Linked DNA regions of Homo sapiens: region 2 is linked to region 1. Evidence: read pairs that join two places in POLR2A ChIA-PET (ENCODE). Cell type or tissue: CD4-positive, alpha-beta T cell. All regions are shown on one strand. Each heading gives the region's core, and the rest is flanking DNA. Links, peaks and the distances in the headings are about the cores only. Region 1 overlaps KRT2 (keratin 2). Region 2 overlaps KRT72 (keratin 72).

Region 1 (2,902 bases), core at 25-2,524:
CAGAAACTCAGGACATAAAGCATGATTGGAGAGTTACACATTTATCAACATGAAATGATGCATAAGGCACATTAAATTAAACTAAGCAGTAAGTTAAACATCCTGGTCTTTTCTGAAAGAGAAAACAAAATCATGGGAAAACAGGTTAGTCCTAGACAGTCTGAAACTTTGGTCTCTAGGTCCATAGGGTGAGTGGCTTCTGTGCCCTCCACCGGGTGACCCAGAATGGGGGAGATGATGTCTCGGAATGTGCTGACTGGTGGGGACGTGCTGACCGGAGCAGGTGCCAGCCCCAGTTCTTTGCAGGTTTCTGGAGTGACAAATGGAACCATTTGCTAACTTTCAAAGAGGCACCCTTTGCTTCCTCTGTAGTCTGAGACCTTTGTCCGTATTATCAGCATCTTGGGTGACTTAATCTGGCTGAAGCAATTGGAAGGGGAAAAGCTACCCCAGGCCATCAGCAAGCCAGCATGACAAACAGGGAGTGGCTTTCTTCAGGAGGTTGCTCTGTCCCTGTCTAGAGGCAATGCCTCCTATGCCCAGCTTGTAAGAGGAAGTGGGAAAGTTTTCAGTTGAAGCTGAAGAGGGTGGGAAGAAGAGAGGAATGGGGAGGCTCTACAGAGTCACAGTTCTTTCTGAACTGAATGTTCACAGGCAGCCTCATTGTATAATTTCTGATGTGGCATGGATTCTGAATAACAGACTCTCCAAGATGGATTTAAATACACAAATGGGTTGCAAAGTAGGAAGTGAATTTGCTTTTCAGTGACCTTGGATCAACCACGCAACTGTTCATTTTTTATCAGAGCAAAAATTGAGAGGGATTGACATGCAAGGTTGTGCATAAATGGAAGGGGGTCTGTCGTCATTGTGTGACCTGGCAGCATAGAAGAAAGTGGGGTGTGTAAGCCCTGGTGGCTGCTTAGAGAGGCTAAACTGCACATTTGCGGGTGGAAGTGGTAAAACAACATGCATACAGAACCTAAGTGTTCCACCACAACTTGTTTTTTCTCTCTCCCTTACAGGATGTCTGGAGACCTCAGCAGCAATGTGACTGTGTGTAAGTAATGGGGTGTGGTCCTGTTCCATGGGGTGTTGTGTCAGGTGGAGGCAGGGAGAGGCAGTCATAATCTCTGTGGTAACACCACCTCTCTCTGCAGCTGTGACAAGCAGCACCATTTCATCAAATGTGGCATCCAAGGCTGCCTTTGGAGGTTCTGGAGGTAGAGGGTCCAGTTCCGGAGGAGGATACAGCTCTGGAAGCAGCAGTTATGGCTCTGGAGGCCGACAGTCTGGCTCCAGAGGCGGTAGTGGAGGAGGAGGTTCTATCTCTGGAGGAGGATATGGCTCTGGCGGTGGTTCTGGAGGAAGATACGGATCTGGTGGTGGCTCTAAGGGAGGGTCCATCTCTGGAGGAGGATATGGCTCTGGAGGTGGAAAACACAGCTCTGGAGGTGGCTCTAGAGGAGGCTCCAGCTCTGGAGGAGGATATGGCTCTGGAGGTGGGGGTTCTAGCTCTGTAAAGGGTAGCTCAGGTGAAGCTTTTGGTTCCAGCGTGACCTTCTCTTTTAGATAAAGATGAGCCCCCACCACCACCGACTCTCCCAACCCAGACTCTCCCACTCCAGAATGTAGAAGCCTGTCTCTGTACCTCTAACTGGCAGCAAGTTAAATTTTTGTCATTTATCTCTGATGGCACTTTGAGGGAAAAGAATGTCCACATACAGTTTTTGAAAGATCTTCTCTCCAAACCAGTTAGTTAGAGCCAGTGACGCCTCTGTGTTCTGGGGCGGAATCTGTGCTGTCTAGGTTTGTGCTTCTAGCCATGCCCATTCCCGCCCCCACCATGCCTCTTTGCATTGCCCATTTTCCAGATGTGTATTCTGTTGAGGACCCAGGCCCATCCAGGGATTTCATCTCTAAGCCTGGCAGTGCTGGGGGGAAATGTGTTTCTGTGTATATAGCTCCTCTTGTCCACTCTGCTTTCGGAAGTGCTGTGGTCTGGGGGTCTTCATAATAAACCTCATTTGCAATTCATATCATGTGCTGTCTGCGTGATGTCAAACCTTGGTGGAAGTGGGCAGCCATGGACAAGGGAGGTTTGGGCATTAAGGAGGGGCTCCTGGGTGAGGAGCGTGCCTCCCTGAGGGAAGCCCAGGCGCCAGCCTCTGGATGAATGGGAGCCTGGGGATGGGTGTGTGGTTCTCAGAAAGTATTTACCAGACTTGAGGGCCATGGCATTGCCGGGAGGTGGACAGGTAGATTTGTGGAAGAGTCTCTTTTCTAGAAAAACCCATTCTTCCTGAGCATTTCCCACAGACTGCCCTCTCCCTTTTCCACAAAGGCTTTGGCCCGGGATCACTTCTCCTCAGGGCAAAACCGCTGAGCCCCTGGCACCATCGTGGTGAGTTTCCAAGCTCCGAGCTTCCAAGGCAGACCTTCCTCAGCCTGATGTAGGTCCTGGCCTCTGTCTCTGCGGGGGCTCTGAGCAAGCCTGGAGGAGGATACCTGGGAAGAGTCTGGAGGACTCTAAAGTGGCCTCCAAAACAGCCACTTCTATTTTCACAGGACACCCCTCCTGTCAGCGGAGTCCCACCACACTCAGCAAACAAGCCCTTCTCTCCTCTCTCACCGCAGCCCCCGGGGCCTGTCGCATGGATGTTGCCATCAGGTTGGCCTTCTCCTGTGGGTGTGAAGATGCCTTCAGCCCCTTCCTCAGGAAGGCCATGTCACCTGAGCAGGGCTTCCAGGGAGTTCAGGAATGGTTGGGCAGGTGGGATTGGGCATGCTTGGGGTTGGTGTTAGACAGGCCAGAGTTGCCCAAATGGGAGTTGGTGGCTCAGGCTAGGTCAGCTTAGCTTTCTGTATGTGGCGTTTGGTTATAGTAGCTGTGGCTTAAAGC
Region 2 (2,902 bases), core at 235-2,734, 59 kb after region 1:
CTCCAAGCAGTTGCCATCAGTCAGGACAAAACAAGGGGAGGTTGTCCAAGCAAGATCTCAGAACTGGGCTCTGACTCTTAAGTGCTGGATCTGTTTGCCCCTCAGTGTGCCGATCTGGAGACGGCCATCGCCGACGCTGAACAGCGGGGGGACTGCGCCCTGAAAGATGCCCGGGCCAAGCTGGATGAGCTGGAGGGCGCCCTGCACCAGGCCAAGGAGGAGCTGGCACGGATGCTGCGTGAGTACCAGGAGCTCGTGAGCCTGAAGCTGGCCCTGGATATGGAGATCGCCACCTACCGCAAGCTGCTGGAGAGCGAGGAGTGCAGGTGAGGGGCCGGATACCCTTGTGTCGGGACCAGTTTTCTCTCTGCTTTGGTAGGAAGCTCCAAGGCAAACAGTTTGGTCCTGTTTAGGTCCTACTGAAGTAAAACCATACAGCAAATGGGCTTGTCACATGATTAGGAAGGCCAAAGTTAGACAGCAAGAAAGACCAAGTTGTAAAAAATCCCAAAGGCTGTGGGAGAGGAGGTATTAATGCCGGCAATGTTTGAGAAACAGCATCCCCGACCGTTCATGGTGCATTTTTGTGGGTGGGGGGAGGAGCAAGATGGCCTCTAAGGGCTGTCCAAGTTCAAGGTCGCTCCAGCAAAGCCTGGGGCTCCAATGGGGAGGTAAGCTCATTCTTCTTAATCGTCTAAGAACAGTGGCATGACTAGAGGGAAGTGGAGGCCTAATGATCCCACACAGCAAGCAGTTCTAAAGGGTCTTGATGGAGGGCTGACTCCTTGCAGCAGATTTTCATCTCAGTTTTCTATTTCTTGGTGGGGGTCGCACTGGGATGTGTGGGAAGAAAGGAGGCTAGGATGGGTTTGGGAAGGCACATTCTGCGTGGAGAGGCTTATTCACAGAGGTGACTTCCAGGTGGTTGGGGTGATTATTTATGGGGGATTTACCTGTTTTTCTTCTCCTTCTTCAGGATGTCTGGCGAATATCCAAATTCTGTGAGCATCTGTAAGTATCTGCAGATCTCAGTTCTGCCCTTGGTCACCTTACCAGAAGTCCGAGTCCCTTTAATTCATGACACAAAAGAGAAATCAGAATGACAGAGGGGGCTCAGGGGAGACTTAAGGGAAAAAGGAAGGAGCTGGCTGTAGTAACTAAGGGGAAGCAGTGGATGGAGAAGACTATCATGAGAGACAAAAGTACAACCTATAGAAAGATCAAATGATACTCATGAGTGTATCATCCAACGATTGATGCTTAATTGTGACATTATTTTTCTGTTGACCAAAGCAAAGGCCTCAGATTGCAGTTAAGGGGAATTGAGGGGCCTGAAGGGTTGAGTGATGGAATGAATGAATGAGATGGAATAGTTGAATGAGTGAATGAGAGCATGTCCTCAGCTGTAAAAGCTGGAGAGCCTGTGTGGAGATGCTGTGGTGCTGAGAGACAGGGCCCTCAGTGGCCCCTTTCCTCATCAGCAGACCAGCAGCACCAGATGGGCCCTGGGAAGTGCCTCTCTTCATTTGGTCTTGCCCATGGGGGAAATTCACACACTAATAGGAAAAGGTAAAATGTGTGAGGCTAAGTGCATGAAAACTGAAGCTGTATGATCAGTGCTGATAAAAATCTCTTAGTAGACTGAAACACACAACAGAGAGAATCCATCTCAGCAGGAAGCCACTGCGGGCGAGAGTAAAGGAGGTGGCCCGAGATGCCCAAGAAGGGGCTCTGACGTGGGGCTAGAGCTGACGGGGGCTGAGGTCTTCTCTCATCCATTCCAGCCGTCATCAGCAGCACCAATGCTGGGGCAGGAGGGGCTGGCTTCAGCATGGGCTTTGGCGCCTCAAGCAGTTATAGCTACAAAACTGCAGCTGCAGACGTCAAGACCAAAGGCAGCTGTGGCAGTGAGCTCAAGGATCCCCTTGCCAAAACCTCGGGGAGCAGCTGTGCCACCAAAAAGGCCTCCAGATGATGGACAAGTGGTTGGCTCTGTGAGCAGAAGGCTTCCCAACTCACCCGTCTCCTCCCTCTCCTTCCCTGGGCTCCCTTTCCAAGTCAAGAAATGCTTTGTCTGTCACTACAGTCCCAACCCCATTTCCTCTCCCTGTTGTCCTCAAGGTGTGATGCTTCGATGCAAGGAGTCCAGTCAGGAGCTCTCTCAGTGGCCTCCTTCTTGGTCCCGTTTCGTTGGGTCATTGCCTGAAATGCAAAGACAACACTTACCCAGGATGTTTCCCCAAGGCCAGCTACAAGCCCCTCTGCCCCCATGCCTTTCTTGGGCCTTCACTACCAAGGGACTCTCTTCATCTTCTGATTGGGATTGTGTCCAGTCCTCTGCTTCTTCTGCAATAAATGATTAAATCTGTTTGGTTCTCAGTTGAATCTGTTGCCCAGGATGTCACCATCTGCAGTGCCTTAACTTTTCTTCATCTGATTCTTGCTTCACTCTGGGCTCATGTGGCTCTTCACTGGTTTTAGCCAGGTAGGCACTGGGTGAGGGCTGATCCTTGTAAACAGTTGAAATGTATTACTGAGGCCAGGGCCGGGCAGGCCCATTGCTTCACGTGCCCTGTGCCACCTATTCTGCACAATAGCCCTGCAAGACATCATTACCCCATGATAGATACAGATGTTAGAGCTTCCTCATGGCTTCCTGCTCTGGTTCTCAAAGCACCCATGGTTGAGCACACTCACTGTCTGTGTAGCGAGTGGTCTTCCCTTCATTCTCCCACTGTCTCACTCTCCACCACCCACCACTCACTCCCCAGTCCTGCTCCCACACAATGGCCCTGTCTTCCTCTTCTTTTAACCAACTTCCTTTTCACCCTAACATGTAAGGCCTGTGTGTATATATGCTTGTAGCCTCTCTATCTAAGGTGTATATGAAATAGTGCTCAAT

What was found. Peaks named below come from ENCODE experiments on the same cell type or tissue, not always from the same donor. Only the 100,000 strongest peaks of a DNase experiment are listed, where the experiment ranks them.
Region 2: POLR2A ChIA-PET joins it to region 1 with 7 read pairs; 6 of 35 experiments call an interaction of 5 or more read pairs at or near these places.

The regions. Positions count from the first base shown.
Region 1 is chr12:52,643,693-52,646,594 of GRCh38, reverse strand. KRT2 (keratin 2) reads left to right here. Exons shown (of 9, transcript NM_000423.3): 8 at 1,026-1,060; 9 at 1,161-2,037. The coding sequence ends at 1,576. Among named protein-coding and RNA genes, the nearest start is that of KRT2, 7.1 kb to the left of the region's middle. In CD4-positive, alpha-beta T cell, for the core only: no CTCF peak of the experiment used is centred there; a DNase peak (open chromatin) is centred at 974; H3K27ac peaks cover 2,106 bases.
Region 2 is chr12:52,585,055-52,587,956 of GRCh38, reverse strand. KRT72 (keratin 72) reads left to right here. Exons shown (of 9, transcript NM_080747.3): 7 at 106-326; 8 at 977-1,011; 9 at 1,785-2,368. The coding sequence ends at 1,975. Among named protein-coding and RNA genes, the nearest start is that of KRT74, 13 kb to the right of the region's middle. RefSeq lists a cis regulatory region at 2,834 and an enhancer at 2,750-2,902. In CD4-positive, alpha-beta T cell, for the core only: CTCF peaks have their summits at 1,677 and 1,878; a DNase peak (open chromatin) is centred at 1,756.